Regions from separate parts of the Homo sapiens genome. Here regions 1, 2 and 3 are each linked to region 4. Evidence: chromatin contacts called from ENCODE Hi-C or POLR2A ChIA-PET data. All regions are on one chromosome and are shown on one strand. The core of a region is the stretch at or near the end of the contact, and the rest is flanking DNA. Distances in the headings are between cores, read along the strand shown.

Region 1 (6,210 bases), core at 3,214-5,713, 810 kb after region 4:
AGAAATAACGGTGTAAGTTGTTTCTCTCTGTCTCCTCTCTCTGCCTTGGCTGCCAGGCAGGGAAGGGCCCCCTGTCCAGTGGACACGTGACCCACATGGCCTTACCTATGGCCACTCTCCTTATCCTGCCCCTTTGTCTTGTATCCAATAAATATCAGTGCAGCCTGGCATTTGGGGCCACTACCGGTCTCCGTGACTTGGTGGTAGTGGTCCCCCGGGCCCAGCTGTCTTTTATCTCTTTGTCTTGTGTCTTTATTTCTACACTCGTCCCCGCGCACGGGGAGAGACCCACTGACCCTGCGGGCTGGTCCCTACAGGCAGAATATGAATGTGCTTGCATTTCCTGATGAGTGCATAGTAAAGAAATAACACCATGACTCACTAGTATGAAGAGTTCACAGAAACAATGGTGTGAAGCCAAGGAGGGAAGGAAGCCTTGTCAGGACACATAAGCCACCTTGACGAGGAAGCACCAGCCTGCACTCAGAATTTCTGGGTCAGTCTGGCCCCAGTGTGCACGAGCTGATGTCCCACCTCTCCAGCTGCCCAACACCTCTGTTCCTCAGTGTTCTCAGCTTCAATGCCTACCTCTGCCTCAGTGTATTCGGCTTCAATGCCTACCTCTGCCTCAGTGTACTCGGCTTTAATGCCTACCTCTCCTGCCTCTCCTGCTCCATGGCAGGGTGGTACAGACAGGGATGAGGGAGGGTCTGGTGCAGGCAGAAACATCGTCAGGGACACACCGACACACACACACACATACACACACGTGTCCACGTCGAGAACATGAGTCCAGGGCAGCTAACTGAAGTGCAACCTATCCTCCCATTGAACAGAGGTCAGATGGCCCCTAAAATCATTTGTGTAAAAAGTTATTTTTCTATATGTTAAAATATTCATTTTTCTATTTCTGTGGTCTGGCAGTTTTCCCCAAGCTCTTTCTGCTTCTTCCCTGGAGCCACTAAGAACATGGCTGGACCACATTTCCAGCCTCTGAAGTCGAGGGCAGCCGTGCACCAATTTCTGGTCTGGAAAGCACACCATGCATGCACAGGCTTGGTCCTGTCACAGCCCGTGCACAGCCCTTCATGCTGGAGGCGGAGGGCTCCAAAGGCTGAGGAGAGGGGCCACGGTGGTGGCACCTGGCAGCCTGTGCTGCTCCCACTAAAGGGTGATCAGGACACCAGGCTGGACTGTTGTGTAAGCAAGAGAGAAACATTTAGTGCATGAAGCTGAGGTCACTTCTGTCAGCCTACCTTGACTGATGTGGGTACCTTGAAGCAGGATGCTTCAGTGACACTGTAGGATGTTGCTGAGTGACTGAGTGATGGGGCACAGAAACAAATTCAGGAGGGGAAAAGCTCAAGACTCACGTTAGGCAGTGACAAACAGGTTCAACTGCAACAACCTGTAATAACGCAGAAAACTTACCACAGGCTTACTCTCCTGCAGCCCTACAGGAAATTATTGCAAAGAATACGCATTAGCAGCCAACACACGGAATTGGACTAGAGAACTGGCTGGTGTGCAAGCGGAATGGACACGAAAAGAAAGTACGAAGAGCAGGGGCTGCAGCACTGGGAAACCTGAGTGCCCTGAGAGGCTGCAGGGAGGGACAAAGGACCATCAGGTCTTGGCCCTTCAGCAAAGATCTGACCTAGGATGGCTACCTTCCCACTCAAGCCTTTGTTCCACATAACCTCAGGGTATCAGCTGCCCAGGAGACCAAAAGAAAATAAAGTCAGGCTTGAACAGTAGACACAGGAAGAACGACAATGGCATCACCAGCACACAGAGCTGACGAGATACACACAGACCAGAAGCTGCTGTGCTCGTGAGGACACGATGAAGCCTAAGAAGTATCAAGCAAAGAACAGAGTAAGGGCACACGGTGGGCTCAGGGCTGACTGCCTGGTCCCCACTGCCATGCTCCAGGAGTGAGCTATGGCAGCCTTCCAAGACAGCATCCTCATAGCCACATCAGATGAGACCGTGGAGGAAAAGGACTAAGGGTAGAATCAAGGGCCTCAGCAAACAAGCCAGGCACAGTGGCTCACATCTGCAATCCCAGCACTTTGTGGGGCCGAGGCAGAAGGATCACTTGAGCCCAGGAGTTCAAGACCAGCCTGGGCAACATAGTGAGACCCTGTCTCTACTTTAAAAAAAAAAAGTAGTCAGGTGTGGCAGTGCATGCTTGTAGCCCCAGCTGCTGGGGAGGCTGAGGTGGGAGGATCGTTTGAGCCACGGAGGTTGAAGCTATAGTGAGCTGTGATTGTGCCACTCTACTTCAACCTGGACAACAGTGACATCCTGTCTCAAAGGAAAGAAAAAGAACAATGGACAAGGGAATTCCTCCCAGATAGCAGAATCAGGGTCTAGTTGGGAAATTCCTCCCACCTCCACCCCAGCATCACTTCAAAACTGCTATAGACCAGTGTCTGCCATGTGTCTCCCTTTTCCAAAAGGGAGATGGTTACAAAAACCATGGTCATATTTAACCACTGCATTTTAGTGGGGAGAGCAACTAGTTTGTCTTCTTAGTCCATAGGGCTCTGGACCACGAGGAACCACAGCCAGGCCTGATGGAGAGAACTGTGCAATCCTGAGAAATGTTCTGTGTTGCACTAGGCACCTTGACAAAGTGTCCCCCTTGGGGTGGGGAGAGTGTGTTCTCCATGTGGGATCAAGAGTGGAGCAGAGATCTGGTCACCAGAAGAGAGACTACGGTAAGTGCTGTTCCTTTTCCACTAAGCCACTTCCCTTTCCTTCTAGACACAGAACTAAACTACACTCCCTAGCTTCCCTTGCAATTAAGTGCAGCCATGTAGTCGTTGAGTGCCTGGCCCATAAATTCCTCCTGCACTGCCTCTCTTCTTTCCCCACCCACTGGCTAAATGCGGAGAATTCAGAGGGCCTAAGGAAAAAAACCACAACATGGAAGAATTTTAGGCTGCAGCTTGCAGAGAGCTGCCCAAAGGAATCGTCTGACTAGAAACCGCTACACAGGACTGTGTGAGCAAGAAACATGCAACTGTTCTATTGGGGTGAATTGCTACAGCACTTAACCTACCTCCACTAATATAAATTGTTTAACATTTTTTTGAATTACAAAAGCAATACAATACAAAACATTTAAACAATGCAGAAATAATAAAGTTTTTTATCCCTACCTCCTCTCCCTGCTGTGCCAACCCTAGGGGATAATCAATGTCACAGGATATCCCCAGGAATATCCATGTACATACATGCACAGAACAAGTCAGGGAAAATAAACTAAATTTATTATTTTAGTGAGATTCTAGTGCACCTAACACTAGGTAAGCACTTCAGGAAAAGGCAGTGACAAGTGATTGCTAAAGATACCATAGTCTTAAAGTTAAGTCAGTAAACACAAGATAGTAATCCCAGATAAACTGGAAGCTGTAGAGTTAATACTCCTTTACTGGTACAGAGCAGTGTGTGTAAATTGTAGAAAATTTAGAAATACATAAAAAGATGAAAACTCTACTACTCGAGGAGTACCACTGATAAAATCCTGTGCATTTCCGTTTTTTTAATGTACATACGAATATTTTTAAAAAGAGAAAATTACTCCCTTCTGATTAGAAAAGATCGAAATTTTTCTCTTTTAGTGATAATCAAGTCAGAAACTTGCTGTTTGGCTCGAGTTAGGAAAACCTAGCCTGGTAGTTACCACGCAGGTTGAAAGGCCAGTGGGGCATAATTAACGAGCCCTCAGGGTCCACGCTCCCGCCCTCGGAGCTCAGAACCGACGGGAGGTGCAGGAGGCCGGGCATTTCTACAGCCCTGGTTCGTTCCTAAACTACTGAATCTTTTAAAGAGATCTGAGTGCTCCTTATACACAGCTGCTTTAATTAAAATAACCACCTGAGCCCTTTTCCTCCGAACTCCACATGCGCTCAGTTCTCAAAGCGCCGATCTCAAGCGGCCGCCCGGATGCTCCGGCCCGACTTGTGCCCCGAATTCCCCTGGAGACCCTCGCACTAGCACGGCGTCAGGAGGAGGCTTCGGGTGACGAGACAGCGGGCAACGGCTCTGGTCCAGAGCGCGCGTGTCCGCCGTTGGAAGCGGTCACGGCGGAACCCTCAAATCGCCCCCTTTCCTAGAGACCTCAGCGGAGCCGCGAGCAACCGCGCAGCCCCCGCGCTCCAGCCCTGCGCCCTAGGCACACGCCCCAGAGCAGCAGCTCGGGTTCGGCGCCGACTCCGCGCCGAGACCAGCCCGCTAGGGGAGGACTCACAGCACCCAGCTCCCAGGAGGGCACGCAGAGGACTACCGAGCCACACTCCGCCCCACGCTCGCCGCTATGGTTACTTGCCAGCCGACCCACGCGAGCCGCTATGGTTACTAGCCCGCCGCCCCTCGCGCCCACGCCCCTTTCGCTATCTCGCGACAGCTGGAGAAGCCTCGCTTCCGGCCGGCTCACTTACGGACCTAGCGTCACTTCCGCCTCCGGCGAGGCTCCGGCCTCGGGTCCGGATGTATAAAGCGCGGCCCCCTGCGGGGAGTGGTGGTGAGTCCGAGGGTGCCACAGCGGCCCTGCCCCTGCCCCTGCCCCTGCCCTGAGTGGGCGCCGCGCTACGGGGGAGGGGTTAACCCACCCCTCCTCCCCGGGGCCTCACGCGGGTGGGAAGGGACAGTCCCAGCGACAGACCAGGCGCCTGGACGCGCCGTGGACCCGCGTGCGGACGGCGGGGACAGGCTCCGGTGCTGAGCGCCTCCGGTGTCCCCAGCAGCACTGACCCACTTGCAGGCCCCGGAGCTGAGCCGCCAGCCATGGCCGCTCCCCGCGGGAGGGCCGCGCCCTGGACGACGGCCCTGCTGCTGCTCCTAGCCTCGCAGGTCCTGTCTCCGGGAAGCTGCGCGGACGAGGAGGAGGTCCCCGAGGAGTGGGTGCTCCTGCACGTCGTCCAGGGCCAGATAGGCGCCGGGAACTACAGCTACCTGCGGCTGAACCACGAGGGCAAGATAGTCCTCAGGATGCGCAGCCTCAAGGGAGATGCGGATCTGTACGTCTCCGCCAGCAGCCTGCACCCCAGCTTCGACGACTACGAGCTGCAATCGGCCACCTGCGGCCCGGACGCCGTGTCCATCCCCGCGCACTTCCGGCGCCCAGTGGGCATCGGCGTCTATGGACACCCCTCCCACCTGGAGAGCGAGTTCGAGATGAAGGTGTACTACGACGGCACGGTCGAGCAGCACCCGTTCGGCGAGGCCGCCTACCCCGCCGACGGCGCAGATGCCGGCCAGAAGCACGCTGGTGCCCCGGAAGACGCCTCGCAAGAGGAGGAATCTGTTCTCTGGACGATATTAATTAGCATTTTGAAACTGGTACTTGAAATTCTCTTTTGAGTCGTTGACCACACTCTGGGATATAAAACCCTCCATCTGTGAAGCTGATTGCAGTTTGCTGTGAACCTTGCTACTTGTACTTGGTTGAAGTTCTAGGTACCTTTAGTCAAGGGATGGAAAAATAAAGCCATACGCAGTTTTGTTACCTCAGTTACCCCAAAAATAGGAAAAGCAGCAAGCACAGTATTTTAAAGATCATAATTCCTATAAAAGGACTGTGCACAAAGTGTTTAGACTCCATTTTCATTAGGCAGGTTGACTAAAAATGATTGCAGTAACAGGTTTATATAAAATAGAGCAACCTTTCATGCTGTGACACAAATCAAAAGGTTGATAACTTTGTAATTTTACTCTGGAGATTCTAACCGAAGTTGGTGTAAGTTTTCAAGAGTTACTAAAATCAAGTTGGAAATGATTTACGTACACTTCCCTGAGCCTGGACTAAAGCCTCATGCCTGTACCCCAAGTAGGTGATGGTACTTTTCTATACAAAAAGGATTTCCTGGCAGGCAGGTATTTACAAAGTTTGTTCCTGTACCAGTCCAATAATGACAACTCTAAATCCAGCTGCACCAAATCTTAGTGGGCCATTTGTCATACCTATGAAAATTCTTCAGTTATTAAATAACTTTGTCAGTGCTACCTATGGTAGGCCGGAAACAATGTAGATTAGGAAGTTTCATGAAAATTAACTTTTGGGGCTATGGAGAAACAGTTAAGTATCTTAAGTTACTAAACATTTCCACTGAATTTTTGGAGTGAGCCAAGGTTACTATAAAATACTTTGGAAGATGAATTCTCTACCTGGAGTTAGTTTCGAGAGTAAGCGTAGCTTTT
Region 2 (5,825 bases), core at 2,031-4,530, 760 kb after region 4:
ATCTCAAGGCCTCCTCATGGTTTCTCAGCTGCTTTGTATCTCCTTGCCTTTGAGCAGTCTTGCTAACTCAGGGACTCAGGGCCTAAATGCACTCTGTTATCGTGCTCTGATGTTACGGCAGAGCTGTGTTCTAAGAAGAGCACCGTGTCCGGCCTTGATGGGCCACGTTTGTTTACAGCATCGTCATGCTCTCCCAGCCCCACACCCCACCAGCTTCCCCTCACCTCCCGGGACCACCACGTTATCAGAAAAGGACTCGGAGGACTGCTCTGAGGCCCAGCACATGGTGAATGCTCAGGAAACGTTTGCTGCTGCAGCTGCTGCTAACTGGCATGCTGGGGTCCAACCCACCACATTTTAACTTCTGTTTCTATTGCTATGTCCTCTCTCCATACTGTGGCCCTCGGGGATGTATGTGTGTCCCTATTTGTGTTAAAATCCTGCATCTGTGACGCAGGTGCATTTCTGTCTCTCATTGACATGAGTTCACTCACTGTGGTGCTGACGCATAACCAGATGACCTAACTTTACTATGGAAAACCAGGCGTTGGTCCTTCATGACGTTCCGTGCAGCTGTGGAAAGGCAATTTTAAAGAAGAAACAAACACTTAAAATTAGCATCTCATGATGGACATGAGAAGAACAGAGTCTCTTCAAAACAGAAACATTCACACAAACAGAATGAATTCCTGACCATAAATTTAAGAGGTTTCATATCTGAAGTCACACCAACCATCATCAGCAAAAGATTAAATCAAGGGATTAAAAGGATAAGAAAATAGCCCAAGTTGGTTGTTTTGTTGTTGTTGTTTTGTTGTTGTTGTTGTTGTTGAGACGGAGTCTCGCTCTATCGCTAAGGCTGGACTGCAGTGGTGCAAGCTCGGCTCACTGCAACCTCCACCTCCCATGTTCAAGTAATTCTCCTGCCTCAGCCTCCTAAGTAGCTGGGATTACAGGCACACGCCACCACGCCTGGCTAATTTTTGTATTTTTAATAGAGAGGGGGTTTCACCATGTTGGTCAGGATGGTCTTGAACGCCTGACCTCGTGATCCACCTGCCGCAGCCTCCCAAAATGCTGGGATTACAGGCGTGAGCCACTATGCCCGGCCTAGCCTATTTTACATTTTGCATAGCACTACCAGTTGACAAAAACTCTGACATCACGTGAACTTACCACAAGGGTAAGTGTTGTAAGTAGAGGGAGGCAAATTTGGGGATTATAGCATTACTGTAAATGAAACATATCCATTAATTTTCCATGGGAATATTTTCTAAACTACACCCAAAACATCAACATGTTAAAATTTAATCACTTTCTTGCTACAGAAAAGTTATCTCTGTATTAAAACTATTTATATAATTGTTCTTACTGAAGGTTTTGTTCTAAACTCTAAATGCTATCGTTAGTTGCGAACCACAGTACATCACATATGCTAGTCTGAAACGAGATGACCCTTGTTGACAAAAAGTTTAAAAATTCCACTTTTAAGGAGTGATCTAAATGAAGCGTATGTAAGAAGAAAAGCTAAAGAAACAAACATGTTAAGTTTTAAAGGTGAAATCAGGAGACTCGTGTCTCCTTCACGACAGGTTGTGTGCACAGATCTCACTTCCCAAATGCGCAGCCGTCCATGGCGGCAGACAAGACGAGCGGACCCCGTGGGTTGGACACGCAGGAGGCACTGCTCGCCACTCAGCATGGAGCCCACTCTCACAGGGGAGTTTCTTTCCATGGAAACAGTCAGAACCTTGGAAAACCATCTGAACAGTCTAGTATGATTCCAACTATTAGCCATTTTAATTAATATTGGTTAGTCAAGGTTTCCAAAAATTTTTTACTAGAAATGTATATATACATATAAATTCCTTTGTTATTAATTAAGCAAATGGTTCAAAAAGGCTTTTTTACATTGCACAACAATGTGAGGGTATGGAATCCCACTGAACCATACACCTAAAAATGGTTAAAATGGCAAGTTTTATTTTATACATATCTTATAATGAAAAAAGTAAATGAACAGAAAATGTCTTTTACAAGACTACAAAAATCAGTCTTTACCACATAAACAATGTGCAAGACCATATTATTTACCTAATAAACACTTTCAATTCTTCATTAGCATCATTACTACATAGGACTTTTTCAATTTTTTGAGGGTACTGCTATTTAAAAAGTGAATGCTAACTTTCATTATCTGGGTAACACACTGGTTAGGTATTCAGATGGCCTCTCCCACAGAGAAACGCCACAAAAGCCAGAAGAAATATGTGCTTCATTTTGTAAAAAGGGAAAAGAAAATGAGGACAAGATATTGAAACTGAGGTGAGCTGTGGATGGCGGCACCTCCAGCCACACAGGCTGAGGATTTGTGTGGCCTCAGGGAGGTGAGGGCAGAAAGGCCAAGTCCCTGGCCACTATGCGAGCTTCACCTTCTCCGACTAGCCCAGGAAGCCTGTGCCGTGATGGTCTGTACTGGTCCCAGGCTGCTGGCCCTGCAGTCAGAGTGACCTTGACAAGTGGCTTAAAAGGCCGGAAGCTGTGGATTTGTGCACCCAAACCCCTAGAAAGCAACGCAAATCTCCTTTGAGAGAACACAGTGCACTTCATTCAGTTCCAAAAAACAAATACAAAAACAAACAAAACAGAAACAAACAAAAAACTAAAGGCCCACTTCTCTAATGAAAATTGATGCAAAACTCCTCAATAAAATATTAGCAAACCAAATTCAACAACACAACAAAAAGAGTATACATCATGGGATTTATCCCTGACATACAAGGCTGGTTTTATACTCAAAATCAATCATATACCTAATTTAAAATATTACACCAAGCATTCAGGTATAGAAACAGAGAAAGCTCTCCCTAGCTCATTCTGTGGAGCTGGCACACCAAAACCAAACTCAGAAAGTTCCTGAGAAATCAATCACGCAAGAACATGAATCCAAAAGATCCTGTACAAAATAATAGCGAAGAGATAATAAATGCAAATTAGGCTTATGACAGTAAAGCGTATCTGATTAAACACAAGCAATAACCACCTCATGTTTAACCAGGAAAACGCAAACGAAATCATAAGACACCTCTGTATCGTCACTGGTTGCCAGACGGCTCAGGAGGGTCTCCAAAGGCTGGTGAGACCCCACTCCCAGCCGGTTTCCAGGTTCTTGGCACCTTCAGAGCAAGAATTTAGATGCGAAAAGCAGCAGCTTTTGCTGCAAAGCGAAAGCACACGCCTAAGTGAGAAGCCAGGCGAGCTGAGGAGGAGGCGCGCACAGGAGAAGGAGGCGCGCACAGGAGGAGGCGCGCACAGGGTTAGGCGGCGCGCACAGCAGAAGGAGGCGCGTTCAGGAGACGGAGGCGCGCTCAGGAGGAGGAGGGGCGCTCAGAAGGAGGCGGCTCGCTCAGGAGGAGGAGCCCCGTTCAGAAGGAAGCGCGCACAGAGGAGTTTGTGTTCTTTTGCGGGTGTTTCTTTAGTGACAGTGCGGGATCATCATCAGGTATTCTGGGAAAGGAGGGGATTTTTAGGTAACCCCCAACACAGCCTCGTTGTCTCTTACTCGGGTTTTCCCGGGAGAACAGAGGACACATCACGCTGGTGGGTTCGCCTTCTCTCTCCCTCGCTTTGGGTTTTCTGCCGCCCTGTGGTTACTTTGCCACGTTCCTGTCTTCGCTGTTGCCTGGGTTTTCCGTCCTCCTGTGACCACCCAGTGCTATTCTTGTCTCACACTGGGTAAGCAGAAATTCCAGCGTCCAGCGACATGCAGCCATGGCAAGAGCTCCGGGCAGGAGAGGCGGCGTGTGCTGCTGGAGTAACCTCTGGCCAGCCACCTGGGAAGACCCTTGCCATCGTCTGCCATCGACCTGCCATGTGGGGAACCCCGAGCCCAGCAGCTGCCCGCACAGAAGATCAGGGCAGCCCTCCCGGCTCCAGGGTACAGCAGGGTGCTGCAAAGACTGCTCACAACAGCAGCCTGGGACAAGCCAAACGTCTGTTAATACTGAATAAATCGTGGGTACATAAACCGCAGTATATCCAGACAACAGAACGCTGTATAGCAACTGAAGCAAATCTCACAGACACGAAGTGAAAAAGACAAATCAGAAAAGAACGCACTTAAGAAAGAATATTACTCTACATATAAACAGCCCCCAGATTAGACATATGAGAAGATTCATTGTGATGAAAGACTTCTCGGTGCCTCTTTGCCAGCTGGAGACCCCCGAGGCTGGCGATGCCCCTGCCTGGCCTGACAACTGAAGGGTGAGCAGGGCAGAGTTTTTTTTGTTTTTATTTTTTGAGACGGAGTCTCGCCCTGTTGCCCAGGCTAGAGTGCAATGGCACGATCTCAGCTCACTGCAACCTCCACCTCCTGGGTTCAAGCGATTCTCCTGCCTCAGCCTCCTGAGTAGCTGGGACTACAGGCGCCCGCCAACCACGCCCAGCTAATTTTTCTTGTATTTTTAGTAGAGACGGGGTTTCAGCGTGTTAGCCATGATGGTCTCAATCTCCTGACCTCGTGATCCGCCTGCCTCGGCCTCCCAAAGTGCTGCGATTACAGGCGTGAGCCACTGCACCCAGCTGGAGAGTTTTATTGAGTGACAGCTCTCAGCAGAGAGGGGACCCGGAGAGGGCAGCCCCCTACCCTCAGTCAGGTGGTCCCCCAGTGTGGCTGAGTTTGGGGCTTTTATGGACTCAGAATGGGGGAGTGCATGTTGATTGGTTTGTGACTATGCAAAAAAGGTTAAAAAAAAAAGGTACAACTCAAAGATGGGCACAGCAGTGTCAAAAACCAATTAGGGAGGAGTGGGAATATGTAAAATAGGTGAAGGGTGGGGGCCAATCAGAGGAAAGCATGCCAAACAGGAAAAGAGGTTCTCAATCCCGTCTGTGGATTCATCCGAGACATGTGGTTTGGCTTTCAGACGTGAAGCTGTCTTTGGTTTGGAGGTTGGGTTTCCCTGGGGACCTGCCTGTGTCCACCTGGAGGTTTATCTGACTTCTGCTGCTGTCAATTGTTAAGGATGAATGGTAGGAGGTGAGACTGACAGGGCCAAGAGAGACCAGGCGGGGTGGGGGGAAAGCATGTGAGGCGGCTTGTGGGGTCCAGGAAGACGAAGAGGTTCGGGGGGCTGAGAACGAGGAGGCCGGGAGGGATCACGTGAGGAGGCCTGGAGGGCCCAGGAGGAAGGAGCCAAGAAGGCCCAGGAGGGCCCAGGAGGAGGAGGCTGGGATGGCCCAGGAGGAGGCGACAGCTCCCAGCTCCGACAGCTCCCAGCTCCGCATTAGGCCGCAGCAGCCCAGGGGCATTCTCTTCTCAGCCATCTTCACACCCACTTGCTGTTGTCTTCTCTGCTATAGTGTCTTTTGCAATTTAAGATGCCTTTTCAATGGTGAATAATTAGCACCTCCTTACAAGGCAGAAGTTCCATGACTTAATGAGGAGGAAGGAGGTCAGAGGCCACTCCCAGCCGAGGAGTCAGCTTGGCCCAGAGGCTGCAATGCTGGCTGAGCCTGGCCGCCTCCCCCCGGCCTTCATTCTCACAATTTCTCAGAACTGTCCCCATGGTGATGGGACGGCAGCAGAGCATAAACCGGCAGGAGACGGGCAGTTCACACCGACAGTGGGTCTTTCATGGAAACAGGGCGGAGGAATGGGGGACCTGCTGGAAACCCCCAGCAGCAGGGACCGCCATGGCAGGACGAACAAGCAAACAGCTCCAGCCCCAGGCTCAGCTCTGAGTCCCCGCCTTCCACCTGAAAGCTCTCCCCGATCTGCAAGGCGGGTCAGAACCACACAGTCAGTGAGACCCAGGAATGGC
Region 3 (6,437 bases), core at 1,661-4,160, 560 kb after region 4:
CTCTGACCCTTTCCCACTTTTGAGTCTAGGACTTTAAGGAAACTACATCATCATTACGAAGACTGGGGAGCAACAGCGTCATGGGCACCGCTCTGCTCTGCATGAAGGAGTCCGACAGCTGCCAGCGGGGAGCTTTGGTGGTGCCAAATCCCCTGGAGAGAGGAGGCTGCAGCCCCAGGCAGCAGGGAGCCCTGGAGGAAGCTGCCTCTGCAGACTCGCGGGAATGCCAGCTCCGGGTTTCATTCCTTTGTTCACTGCTGCTTCCCAAGTGCCAGACGGAGCCTGGAACTCAGTGGCTGCTCTAAAGATACTGTTGAATGAGTAAATGAACGGAATTGCACAGGAGCGAGGCCACAGTTCTACAGCTGAGCTGCCTGTCACGGCCCTCACCCAACCACCACTGCTGGAAATGTGCAGACAGGGTGTGCCTCTCCCGTTTAAGGGAAATGTATTGAGATATCATTCACATACATGGCACGTGCTCAGGGAGCCCCCCAGGATGACAGAGCTCACCCATCACCCCACAGAACGTCTCTGCCCCATCCAGGCAGGCCCCAGAGTACACTGGGTCTGGCTTCTTTAGTCAGAGGTGGTTTGAGTGAGTCTAGAGACTTCATAGAATCTGGGTCACAGAGCAGGCACCCTTTTCCATCTGGTGTCTTCCACTCAGCGTAGCGGTCCCGAGATCCAGCGTGTCTCTGCTAGGATCAGCGGTTTGCTCCTTGGTGTTGCTGAGGAAAATTCTACTGCATGGAACACCACCATCTATCCACACTGGATAGACACCAGATGAGTGCTTCCGCCTGCTGTGAATGAAGCTCCTATGAACAGTCTCATATTAGGTATGAAAGGAAAATAAATCAATCACTAAACAAAGGGGAAAGTCAAGCTGGGAGCTGCCTCCCATCCTATTCCTAAATAAGATAGCTACAAAGATAAAAACGCTGTTCCTCCCTCACAATTTGCTCACAAGGAACTTCCTTGTGGAACAAGGACAGACAGAACTCAATCATCCCTCCGCTCACATGAGACAAACACAGATCGGAATGCTTCCTCCGCCCTGTTGTTTCACCCAGCCAGACTAAGGCATACGTAACTATTCCAGTAAATTGTGCATTCGGTGAAAGGCTAATCAGAAACTTAAAAGAATGCAGCCATTTGTCTCTTATCTACCTACAACCTGGAAGCCCCCTGCGCGCTTTGACTTGTCCTGTCTTTCCAGATAGAACCAATGTACATCATACATATAATGATTGATGTCTCATGTCTCCCTAAAATGTATAAAACCAAGCTGTTCCCCGACCACCATCACCAGGACCTCCTGAGGCTGTGTCACGGCACGTCCTCAACCTTGGCAAAATAACTTTCTAAATTTATTGAGACTTGTCTCAGATACTTTTTGGTTTACAAAGGTGTTTGTGGACATGTATATTCATTTCTCATAGATAAGTACCTAGAAGTTGAATTGCTTAGACATGAGTAAATGTATGTTTAACTTTTTCAGAAACTCCCGAACATATTTCCAAACTATACCGTTTTACACTCTGTCAGCAGAATTTAAAAGTTTCCACTGAACCACATCCTTGTCAACGTTTGGTATTGTCAATATGTTTAAGTTATTGATATTGTTCTAGTGAATGTGTAGAGACATCTCGTTTTGGTTTTAATTTGCATTTTCCTAATGAGGAATAATACTGAGAAATTTTTTCTTTCATATTGTCATATATGTGTCTTCTTTCTTAAAGTGCCTAGTCAAATATTTTGCTCATTTTTTATTGCTTTTTATTATAAACTGTGTTTTTTTAAATATTATCTTAACACACGTCTTTTGGCTGATATAATATTGTAAATATTTTCTCCCATTCTGTGGTCTACTTATTGTTTCCTAATGCTGTCTTTTGAAGAGCAAAATATTTTTCTCCATTTATGGAGACAAGATGGTCAACTTAGCTATTCCAAAATGTTTTTAAAATTCTAGTTTGTTTTAAAACAACCACAGCAAACTGCATGGATTTGTTCCACATCTTTGAAAGAAAAACATTATTTTATTTATTTCACAGTGGAAGATAAGTCAGTAAGGCCCCACTTCGGCAGGTTTTGTTTTCGTTTCCTCATGCCTCTGCAATGCTCGGAGTCACCCACGCCTTACTCACTGCGGCTGGAACGAACCCAGACTCCTCACTCCTCCCACAGCCTCTGGCGCAGGGCGCTCCTTGCTTGAAAGAAACGTTTGCGATTTTTAGTGGAAACGTCCGTGTTTTCTTGGTAACTGGTAAATGGCTGTAGATTACTGACACGCGGTCCTTTGTACGTAACAGAAGGCTTTGAGTGTTTCTGTGAGGATCACCCTGTGAAGAAACGGCTGCAGTGAGAGCAGCCGAGGCGGGACGCAGCCCCGGACGTGGGGTCAGAGAGGAGCCGTGCGTGGGGTCAGAGAGGAGCCGTGCGTGGGGTCAGAGAGGAGCCGTGCGTGGGGTCAGAGAGGAGCCGTGCGTGGGGTCAGAGAGGAGCTGAGTTCAGGACGGGCATGGCAGCCGCAGGAGGAGGGCAAGGCGGAGCCCAGGAGGGGCAAAGTGGACAAAGCCAGGGCTGGAGAGGGGAGACCCAGGATCAGCACCACGTTCCACGGGGATGGCACAGAAGCCTGAGAGGCCACGGCCAAATGTGGAAATTGGCTTTGCCAAATCTTGCATTTCAGAGAGAAAAGGCAATATGGCATTAATGCTTGCCTTGTTTAATTTTCGTAATTTTCCCTTTCTTCCTGCCAATAGCTTGCTTTGTTATCCGGAGGGTAGCCACGGTTTTAGCTCACAGTGATGTCAACTTGAAGCTTCTCTCCACAAGCAGCTGTGACCTCAGCTGCCGTGCAGTCAGCTTCCCCGGCCTCCCTCCCCAGCCTCCCTGGTCTCCCAGGCACAAGGCTGGGCACTGGCTTCAGAGTGGCTGCAAGGGCACGGCCCCCAGGCCTAGGGCTGATCAGCGTGAACAGTACCCAGCACACTTGCTTCAAAAAGTAAGAAGATATAGAACACAAGCTGCTTGTTCTCATGACTATAGCACAAACTATAAAACAAAACATCTTCCTCCAGAACACGGCAAGCTGGATGGACAGTGATCTGGACAAAAATTTGCTGTAGGTTTTGTAACTGGGGTTCAGTGAGGACCAGGCTCCCCAGAGCATACATGTGGAGACAATTAAGTTGATCCCATTTTCCAAGACTCAGAGGAGATGTATTTATATTAGGAATATAAACTTGCTATTAATGCAACTTCAGAATGTCCAGGTCATCCGTTGGGAAAAAAAAAAGAGTAAGTCTAGGGCTGGTTCGTGCTGTTGCTACATGGAGGGAATCCACATCCAAGCCTGCCGCTCACATGCTGGGACACATTGCCTCAGCCTCCATCTCTGGGAGTCCCACGCTTTCTCTCCTGGGTTGTCCCACTATTCCTTTTGAAGTCCTCATGTTAGTGACAGTTCAATTTTCTCTTCACCTTCAAAATTGCAGAGAACCTAATTTCTACTGACCAGTCAAGCTTGTTTCATTTATCTTCCATGTTAACTTCAATTAAAATGTTAACCATCTGGAATCTTTGGCCTCTTATGTGACAAAAATAGGCATTAAATTGTATCATTTCTTAAATTCTCTGTTGAAAAGTCCAAATACGTTACTGAATATGATACAGATTAGTAAGAATTTGGGCTCATTAAATGTAAGATAATTTCATAGCTTAAGGTAATTTCACACCCCAAGGGACTTATAACCTAAACACAAAGCAGATCACCAACATTAACTGTCAGCTGTCCACTGGAGAACTATCTCAGACAAAAAAATAAAATTTGGATTAGCTCTCCATGGTGCACAATACTTTCATGAACCATCTCTTTTGGGTTGGCAGCTGCAGTGTGTTCTGAGAGTATGTTAATGCTACAATAACAGTAAAAATAAAATTAAGTTGGGAACATACAGAAAAAAAGAAATTGATTACATTATTCCTAATGACGACCTGAATCAAAGTTGGCACTAAATAAATTTTTGTCAGAAAGGAGAAAAGAAATGAGAGAAATAAAAGAGAGGAGGCAGGATTTTATATTCTGCTCCCTTTTTGGAAAAACATATTTGTGTGAGCTATATGAAATTGCTATTCAAAACCATTTGCATGTTGGTCATTGGGTATGGCTCAGTCTAGTCTTATCACCACGGAGATATCTGCTAGGTATCTGAGAAAGATTTCTTGGTGGTCCTGTCAAACGGTGAGTTGGTGCTGCCACCTGGTTCCTCCAGGCTGCTTGACCTGCATGTGGGTACATGACTCACACAGGTTATCTTTTTCTCCATTAAGTAGCCAATCATTTGCCAAACAGTGATAACAGCACCTTTACTCTGAAAACACCCAGGCGTCCTCCTTCAATAAGTCTGAAATACACACAGTTTTCTTTAAGCTAAGGAAAAAGAATGAGCTCCCACATCTGCAAAGAATGCCTTAAACAGAATGTCAAAAACGAACAGATATTGTTTATTCCAGCATGTTCAGACCACCCCCCTTGGTGGCCAGACTTGGGACCACGATCACATTCTTGCTTTGTTGTCTAAAGAACATGGACTTGCCAAAGTTGTGCAAGCCCCATGACATGTGCCACATGATATGAATCATCTTATCACGCAAGCACCAGAAGGAATCTTCACAGCCTGTAATCACGGAGACAGCAGGCTAGACAGAGCCGGGGCTCATCCTTCCTCCCCTGCACATCCATGGCTGGGCTGCCAGGGCTGCAGGTGGACAGCACTTGTCCACAGGTGTGTGCCCAGCCGTGGGCTCCTCACCAGCCTGTGTCCACTCGGTTGGTGAAGCAGGACCACCACAGATCAAGAAAGCTGTCCTGGGGCATGGGTGAGCAAAGACTGCGGGCTCTGGTACCAGGCGACCCGGCCTAGTGTCTGAACCTGGACTTTCCTTGAGACCTGAGCGCCCTGGCCTGCAGCTGAGCCCTCCCGGACACCCTGGCTGCTCTGTCCTGCGTGAGGTGCAGCTGGAAAGCCTGGCTCAGTCCTCGTCACACAGACCTTGGAAAAGGCCAGGGCCTCTCAGCCTGATCAAGTCGACAGACTTTGCACGGGAGCAGTATGCCTTTAAATGGATTTTCCAAGACAGAATGTCATGGCTTCTCTCTGTGGCACAGCTCTTGATAAGTATTTGGAAAGTGAGGCTAAGAATAACAACAATGCCTATCAAACACACAGGTCTATTAGAACAATGAGACGATGAATTGGAATCAAGTGAAAACTAAAAAGCTCTACATAAACATGTTATTTTTATTACTACCTTTTGATGAAGGCAGAGCAACCAACCAGTTTTACGTTACAACACACTGTTCACTACTTCAGAACATTTCATTATGGATAGAATAGTACAGATAAAAAATAAACATGATACATCCCACCATTAGAAAGGCAGATCTCTAAGGCATCCACTCACAGCACCACCTACTCCTCCTCTGAGTGGTGTGGGGAGCACTGCTGATCGGAACCAGGCAGGGAAGCCTCTTGAGTCTACAGTGGCCAAGTCCTTCACCCCAGGCCAGAGGCCACACCAGAGCCCTGCCCTCCATGCCCCCTGGCTTTGTTCTCTGCTTTCCTGGCTGCTGTCTTCCTAGAAAGTCTTCATGGGCAGAGGACTTATACTGCTATTCTTATGCTGCAACCTGACACAGCTCTCTTCCTAGCAGTGGCTTTGCCAAGTTTGTTTTGTCCTAAGTCTTCCCCTGATAGAGGTCTCTAATAGATTTGGTATTTTACATATTAGAGTTTTCTTCTTTGACATTTATTCAGCAATTATTATTTAGATTAAATAATTTTATATTTCTTTTTCTTAAAGTCACATTTGACATTGGAAAAATTTATATAAAAACCATAGCAATATGTGTCAGAAACAGTATGTCAAAATTTTAAATGATTTACTGAAATTAAGAATATTAAATAAGACTCTGGGCTTTCTACATCTGCTTTATTTATCTATTTTTAGCTAGTTTTAAATAAATTTCATTTTAACCAAGGGGAAACAATATATTTTAAAATGTTTAGGTAACTCTAAGTATTGGAAAAATAAAAATGAGTTATTCTAAACTTTTGCTTCTCAAAAATATTACGAGAAAAATGCAGGCACATTTATGGTCGATGTGTGAAAGTTCCAGTAAGGATCCCAGGAAGTCAACCCTGTGACATTTCTTAGAAGGTGAGGTCACAGCACACTGCGTCTCTTGTGAAAATAGAGACAAGTGGTGGCTGGTGAAGCTCTGGGTGGGATGAAAGCCCCCAGCTCCCTGGTTTCACGGATAAAAGAGACCACTCTAGATCAGGGCATTCCGGCTGGTCCCAGGAGTCCTCACATGGGGCATCACAGGCTGCTGAGGTTATCTGGAATCTTGAATTGCCTTGGAA
Region 4 (6,261 bases), core at 2,133-4,632:
TGCATGTGCCTGCACCACGCCTGGCTTAGTTGTTTTTTTTTTTTTTTTTTTGTAGAGATGGGGTCTTGCCATGTTGCCTAGGCTGGTCTTAAACTCCTGGGCTCAAGCAATCCTTCCTCGGCCTCCCACAGTGCTGGGATTTTAGGCATGAGCCCCCGCACAGCTCTGTGGGAATGCAAGGCCTTATCCCAGGAACACATGCTGCTGGGGGGATAACCAGGAACATTGGCCCCAGTTTTCCACCTGGATCTGGGAAAGAGACATCACACAGCTCAGTGTCCAGGAGTGGGGGCAGCCCAAGACTCAGGCTCAGGTTTTCCACCTGGATCTTGGAAAGAGACATCACACAGCTCAGCCTCTAGGAGGCGGGGCAGCCCGAGACTCAGGCTCAGGTTTTCCACCTGGACCTTGGAAAGAGACATCACACAGCTCAGCGTCCAGGAGGCGGGCAGCCCGAGACTCAGGCTCAGGTTTTCCACCTGGACCTTGGAAAGAGACATCACACAGCTCAATGTCCAGGAGGTGGGGCAGCCCAAGACTCAGGCTCAGGTTTTCCACCTGGATCTGGGAAAGAGACATCACACAGCTCAGCATCCAGGAGGCCGGGCAGCCTGAGACTCAGGCTCAGGTTTTCCACCTGGATCTCGGAAAGAGACATCACACAGCTCAGCATCCAGGAGGCGGGGCAGCCCAAGACTCAGGCTCAGGTTTTCCATCTGGATCTGGGAATGAAGACATCACACAGCTCAGCGTCCAGGAGGTGGGGCAGCCCGAGACTCAGGCTCAGGTTTTCCACCTGGATCTGGGAATGAAGACATCACACAGCTCAGCGTCCAGGAGGTGGGGCAGCCCGAGACTCAGGCTCAGGTTTTCCACCTGGTCCTTGGAAAGAGACATCACACAGCTCAGCGTTCAGGAGGCGGGGCAGCCCAAGACTCAGGCTCAGGTTTTCCACCTGGATCTCAGAAAGAGACATCACACAGCTCAGCTTCTAGGAGGCAGGGCAGCCCGAGACTCAGGCTCAGGTTTTCCACCTGGATCTGGGAATGAAGACATGACACAGCTCAGCGTCCAGGAGGCAGGGCAGCCCGGGACGTGGGCTCAGGTTTTCTGAGCTCATCTACTTGGTCTCTCCTCACTCACTGTATGACCTCAGGTAACTTCCTGAGTGTCTTCATGCCTCAGTTTCTCCGTGTGCAATAGGAGTTTTGTGAAGATTAATTGAATTAATAACTATGTCGGGACAAATGTATCAGCTCCTGGCACTTGGTAATATAAGCCATGACTCTTCACTGTTGTTATCATTTGATATTTGAGCTTAATGCCAAAAGTTTCTCCGGAGGAAGGTGCAGCTCTCTCGAAGGCGCTGAGCTCCAGCAGGGAATGTACATCCCAACTCATAATTTCCTTCAATGTTAAAACATGAGCCAGTTGCCTGTGACTTTATTCCTTTCGTGCATTCGTGAGTTTACTATCAAGGAAATACAGGTAAGCTCTTCACGTTTATGTTTTCACACTCTTAAAGGCAACTCTGATTCTGATGTTTTAGGCTTTAGTCCATGTTTATCCTGTCTTCTAATTGTTCTAATTTTATGCATGTCTATAATAGTTGTCTTATGTTTCTAAATTACTTTTTATCTTTTTATGTTTTATAGCTATACCCTTTTTCATGATTTTTAGTGCATTAATGCCTGGGAGTGACAGCTGTTTACAATTCAAATCCCACATTCTGCTGCGAACTCTCCTCCTCTGTGTCCGGAAGGTTCTATCCACTTTCCTTTTGTGCATTTAGTTATTGGCACTGCTCCTTCTCCCCTAAAAGAATTCTAAGCAATTACACTTGCTCCATTTCCCTTTAAGGACTCGAACTCACTTCTCCCAGCAAGTCACACTGGCTTACTTGGTCATTGATCTTATGTTTTAGTCTCATTTCCGAGAACCTGCTCATCTGCGGTTGCCTTGTGTGTGTTGGAGACCTTCTCAGAGATGGGGTCATTTTGACAAAGTCACAGAGCAAAAGCCATCACACATCAAAGCCAGGGCTCCTCTGATGCTGAGCCAGTGGTGGGGCCAGGGCTTCTCCGATGCTGAGCCGGTCCCTTTATCCCGTACCCCATCCTCCCTGTGTGAAGGGCATGTGAGACAAAGCCCTTCCAAGTGCAGGACCTGACTCATAGCTCTGACACCTCTGCTTCCTGGGCCGTGTGTGGACAGGCACTGTCTTCTTGAGTGTAGACTGTGTGTTTTTCATTCTTCCATCTGCGACCCGTGGACCTGGGCGTGGGCGATATGGCTGCATTGAGCCTCTAACTGGCTTTCTTATGATAATTATTTTTATTTTTATTTTTTTGAGACAGAGTCACGCTCAGTTGCCCAGGCTGGAGTGCAGTGGTGTAATCTCAGCTCACTGCAACCTCCGCCTCCCCAGCTCAAGCCATTCTCCTGCCTCAGCCTCCTGAGTAGCTGGGATTACAGGCACCTGCCACCATGCCCAGCTAATTTTTGTATTTTTAGTAGAGATGGGGTTTCACCATGTTGTCCAGGCTGGTCTTGAGCTCCTGACCTCAGGCGATTCGCCTGCCTCGGCCTCCCAAAGTGCTGGAATTACAGGTGTGAGCCACCGCGCACGGCCTACAATAATATTTTTAAAACGGCTTTCTCCTATTTTCTTTGGCCTGTCTAAACTTAAGTATCCATATTTCTGTTTTCTGTGTTTGGATATATATATATATATATAATATTTTCCCCATTTTCTCTCATTTTCCCTCAATTTCCTAAAATTTGCCTTTTTCCTTTTATTTTCTTATGACATTATTCTTGTCAAGTACAATTGCTTTTGAATACAAAGTATTTTGGTTTATGATGTTCATGATTTGTCCTGAGATCCTAAAATTTTTGAGGAGAAACCCTTGTCTTCACTTCTAAGACTATTTTATTTTAGTTCTTTTCTCTGCATCCCCCTTAACCAGCTAATAACATTTTGTCTTGATTTCATAATATGATAGGTTTTCATCTTTGTGACTACCATGTGGTCACTTTTACTCACTAGGCTTTTGAACTCAATTTAAACAGAATAACTTACCAGTGCAAAATATGAGGTTAGATGAGTAAGTTGGAATCAAAATTCTGCCATGTTGGGCAAATTATTCACCTACATATTGTGAAGTGTTGTGTTATTTCTCCTTATTTATTCTTATGGGGTCTTATTAAAATCTTAGCATTTGTTAAAGAAAATAATATTCATCATTTAAAGACCAGACGGTTCAATCTAATGAATTTTAATAACACAACAAATTAAACCACGTTTGCCCCATTCTGTAAACAGCGCTGCCTGCTTTTCTGTCCTGGCACAGTGTCCAGGCTTGGCCACGAGGGGGCACTTGAAACCTGCCTTTCGGTGCCTGGTCGTCGTCCCCTGAAGTGAAAAGTTGCCCTTCCGGTTATTTCCCTTCCTGTTTGTCTGCCTCCGGGGTGTGTGGCTTCATTATCAGATCTCAGCAGCTTATGAACTTTAAAAAGGGTAATAAGCCCTGTGAAAACCCCCTTTGTGCACGTTTTCAAAAATGTATTTAACATCCAAAAAGAATGTTATGACACTCACTGTCTCCACGAGTGAAAATGTGTGTGCACATTGTGTGTGTGTGCATGTATGTGTGCATCCATACGTGTGTATGTATGTATGCATCTGTGTATGTGTGCATGCATGTGTGTGCGTCTGTGTATGTATCCATATGTGTGTGTATGTGTGTGCATGCATGTGTGTGCATGTGTGTGCACGTGCATCGCTTGCATGTTTTCTTGTGTGTGCATATCTGTGTGTGTGTGTGTGTGTCCCGGATAAATAAGCCATCAACTAAGAAGGAAACAGGCTGGCCTTTGTCTAGGGCCTGCCTTACATCTGCCGGAGTCCAAAGTCCACAATTCTTCCCTTTCGATTTCTGCCTTTTCCATAACTGGCACTGACCAGCAGAAACAGAAATGTGTTGTGAGGTCACCACCATCACCTTTCTGCTCATCCACACGTGTGCTGGGGTCTGCTGCCGGCAGCGGTGTGGCAGGACTCGGCGGTCTCTTGTGCAGGTCTGCGTCTCAGATGAATGAGGATGAAGTTTTGATTAGATGCCCTCTCCGTTCCCTGAAACTCTGGAATTCTAGGCCTGTCTCTTTTTCCTGCTTCCTTCCCTCCCTTCCTGCTTTCTTCTCTTCCTTCTTTCTTTTCTCTCCCCATCCCACCCTCCCTTTTCCCTTTTTCTCCCCCATCCCTTTACTCCCTAAATGAGTGTCTGAGGGGCCGACCACAGTGCCGTGCTGTGTCCTCTGCGAGTGTGTATTCAGAACTACAAGAAATCACTTTGTTCCTTCTCCTGTGTACTCACGGAACTTGATTCTTGCCCTGAGAAGAAGGCAGGAACCGGACACCTCCATCACCCTCTCTTTTTACACTTTCCAACGTCAGGACAGCACCCTTCCCTCCACTCCCACCTTCAGACTCTCAGAGGAACAGGCCATCTTCAGCTTGCGTTAGAACCTCTCCTCTACAGCCAGGACCCAGGTGTTTTCACACATTCCCCAGGGTTTTCTCTCCAATCAGCTTTGCGCCCCATCCCTCATGTTCACATTCCATTTAGAGAGGAAGCTGCACTGGCCCTGAGCCCCGCATTGCCTGGTGTTTCCCATCACTGCTCCACTGACCTTCCTGTCTCCTGCCGGGACGGTGGCTGTGGCCCCCGAAGCTGGGCTCCTGCCTTCCCTTGCCCCCCACACCCTCCTCGAGGCTCCAAGAGTGACAGGCTGTGGGCAGCCTCAGTCCTCTCCCCTCTCCATCTGCTTTCAACCAGGAATTAATTCGAGCAGGAACACCGCAGTGAACCCTTCCTGGCAGAATAGGACTGTGGTGTTGAAGGCAAGGCTCAACCACCCTCCACCAGCCTGGCTGAAGTTTTTGCAGAACCATGCTGCCCTCCGGGTCCCTTCCCCCAGTCCTTCTCCCTCCCCAGGAGCCTGAAGCTCTCCCCAGCTTCTTGTGCTCTCCAACAAGTCCCTTGAAAAAACTGATCCCATATTTCAATTTGTTATGAATCTATGTTTCTTTATGTCTCAGAGCATACTATTAACACTTGCTTTAAAGGAATAGTGTACTAATTACAACATGGAGGTCGGTCTCCACTGACACTTTTCTTCTGGGATTGGGTCCTATTTTTCTGTTTCCTCGGTTGAAGATTGTAAAGGTTTTGCCACTGTCCTGGACACTGAAGGTCACGTGTTCAGATTCTGGGTTCTGTTGTATTCCTCCAAACAGTGCTCAGCTGTGTCATTGCTGTTGTTGGTAGAGCGGACACTCACTTGACTGGAAGCAAACTGCAGGCTCTGTCTTTGGACAGCAGGTCAAATCTCAATTCAGACCTTTCATCTCTAGCTGGGCTGCTGGAGGTGTGTCTTGCATATGCACAGTTCAGGGGTCATCAGGTATTAGGGTAGAATTTATATACAAGATGCGTGGATGCCCCTCTCTGTCTCTTTCTCCACAGATTTCTCCTTAATGTCTTTGTGTCTATGGTTACCCCCAATTTTACCCTGCGGTGTTCTTCAGATGAGAAAGACTGCAGGTTACCTACTGGAGTTTCACTGCCCCACATGGCCTGCTGGAGCCTGGCCTTGGGGTAGAAGCTGTGAAGCTGGTATATTCACTCTGTGCCAACTCCTCTCCTCCAAGTGCTAATTCCAGCCCAGAAACTGCCTGCTTTGGAGCATGATGTAAACTTGGCCTCCCTTCATGCTACATACAGACCACGGAAATGGGACAACCACCCCAGGGTGCTCTGGGACCAGCTTGCATTGATTTGCAAGAGTGATTGTTGAACATTCTGCAATTTCCAAGCTGGCTGTTCCATCATTTGTAGCTTGAAACCAGAAGTTGATTAAACATGGTGGGACCATTTATACCATGGTACTTGACAAACTACAAACCAGGTGTGTCTGTCTGTCTGTCTCTCTCTCTCTCTCTCTCTTTTGTGGGGAGGGCAACTAATGAGTACCCTACTACCCAAGACATTTACCACTTTATTTCCTCAAATGTTAACTCTCACTCAGGACTTGCCAGCTTATGGTTTTTCTCTGTTCCTCCAGATAACTGTTATATGTCTCTCTCTCTCTCTCTCTCTCTCTCTCTCTCTCTCTCTCTCTCTCTCTCTCTGTGTGTGTGTGTGTATGTGTGTTAGGAGTACGGTAGTAGTTCTACAAAAGAACAACTACAAAAGAAAA

The links. A loop is a pair of places that touch in the nucleus more often than their neighbours do. ChIA-PET counts read pairs that join two places held with the same protein, here RNA polymerase II (POLR2A). Pooled maps may share reads with other maps.
Region 1: a map of CD8-positive, alpha-beta T cell shows a loop between it and region 4 (19-fold over the local background). The contact joins the promoter of C6orf120 here to the enhancer-like site in region 4. A Hi-C loop is called at or near these places in 10 of 168 maps with a recorded cell type or tissue (CD4-positive, alpha-beta memory T cell, CD8-positive, alpha-beta T cell, Caco-2 and 6 more), 9 of 37 single-sample maps with no recorded cell type and 18 of 50 pooled maps.
Region 2: a map of PC-3 shows a loop between it and region 4 (25-fold over the local background). The contact joins two enhancer-like sites. A Hi-C loop is called at or near these places in 17 of 168 maps with a recorded cell type or tissue (A673, CD4-positive, alpha-beta T cell, CD4-positive, alpha-beta memory T cell and 11 more), 6 of 37 single-sample maps with no recorded cell type and 28 of 50 pooled maps.
Region 3: a loop to region 4 is called in a map of Calu3, with 20 times the contacts of the local background. The contact joins two enhancer-like sites. A Hi-C loop is called at or near these places in 1 of 168 maps with a recorded cell type or tissue (Calu3). POLR2A ChIA-PET finds 5 or more read pairs at or near these places in 1 of 52 experiments (BJ).

The regions. Positions count from the first base shown.
Region 1 is chr6:169,697,663-169,703,872 of GRCh38, forward strand. C6orf120 (chromosome 6 open reading frame 120) reads left to right here and starts at 4,464. Exons shown (of 1, transcript NM_001029863.3): 1 at 4,464-6,210. The coding sequence starts at 4,798. The coding sequence ends at 5,373. It overlaps WDR27 (WD repeat domain 27), which reads right to left and starts at 4,367. Exons shown (of 26, transcript NM_182552.5): 1 at 3,889-4,367. RefSeq lists enhancers at 3,921-4,000, 4,321-4,410 and a silencer at 4,461-4,830.
Region 2 is chr6:169,651,436-169,657,260 of GRCh38, forward strand. WDR27 (WD repeat domain 27) reads right to left here. Exons shown (of 26, transcript NM_182552.5): 14 at 495-573. Among named protein-coding and RNA genes, the nearest start is that of WDR27, 48 kb to the right of the region's middle. RefSeq lists enhancers at 3,443-3,492, 4,698-5,493, 5,494-5,825, 5,666-5,825. Within about 2 kb of position 3,281, at least 25 of the 41 ENCODE cell types and tissues checked have a DNase peak (open chromatin) inside an H3K27ac peak, as active enhancers do.
Region 3 is chr6:169,450,092-169,456,528 of GRCh38, forward strand. It overlaps a transcript of WDR27 not described here. Among named protein-coding and RNA genes, the nearest start is that of LINC02519, 65 kb to the left of the region's middle. RefSeq lists an enhancer at 1-703. Within about 2 kb of position 2,911, at least 23 of the 41 ENCODE cell types and tissues checked have a DNase peak (open chromatin) inside an H3K27ac peak, as active enhancers do.
Region 4 is chr6:168,891,834-168,898,094 of GRCh38, forward strand. No RefSeq gene overlaps it. Among named protein-coding and RNA genes, the nearest start is that of LINC01615, 270 kb to the right of the region's middle. Within about 2 kb of position 3,383, at least 6 of the 41 ENCODE cell types and tissues checked have a DNase peak (open chromatin) inside an H3K27ac peak, as active enhancers do.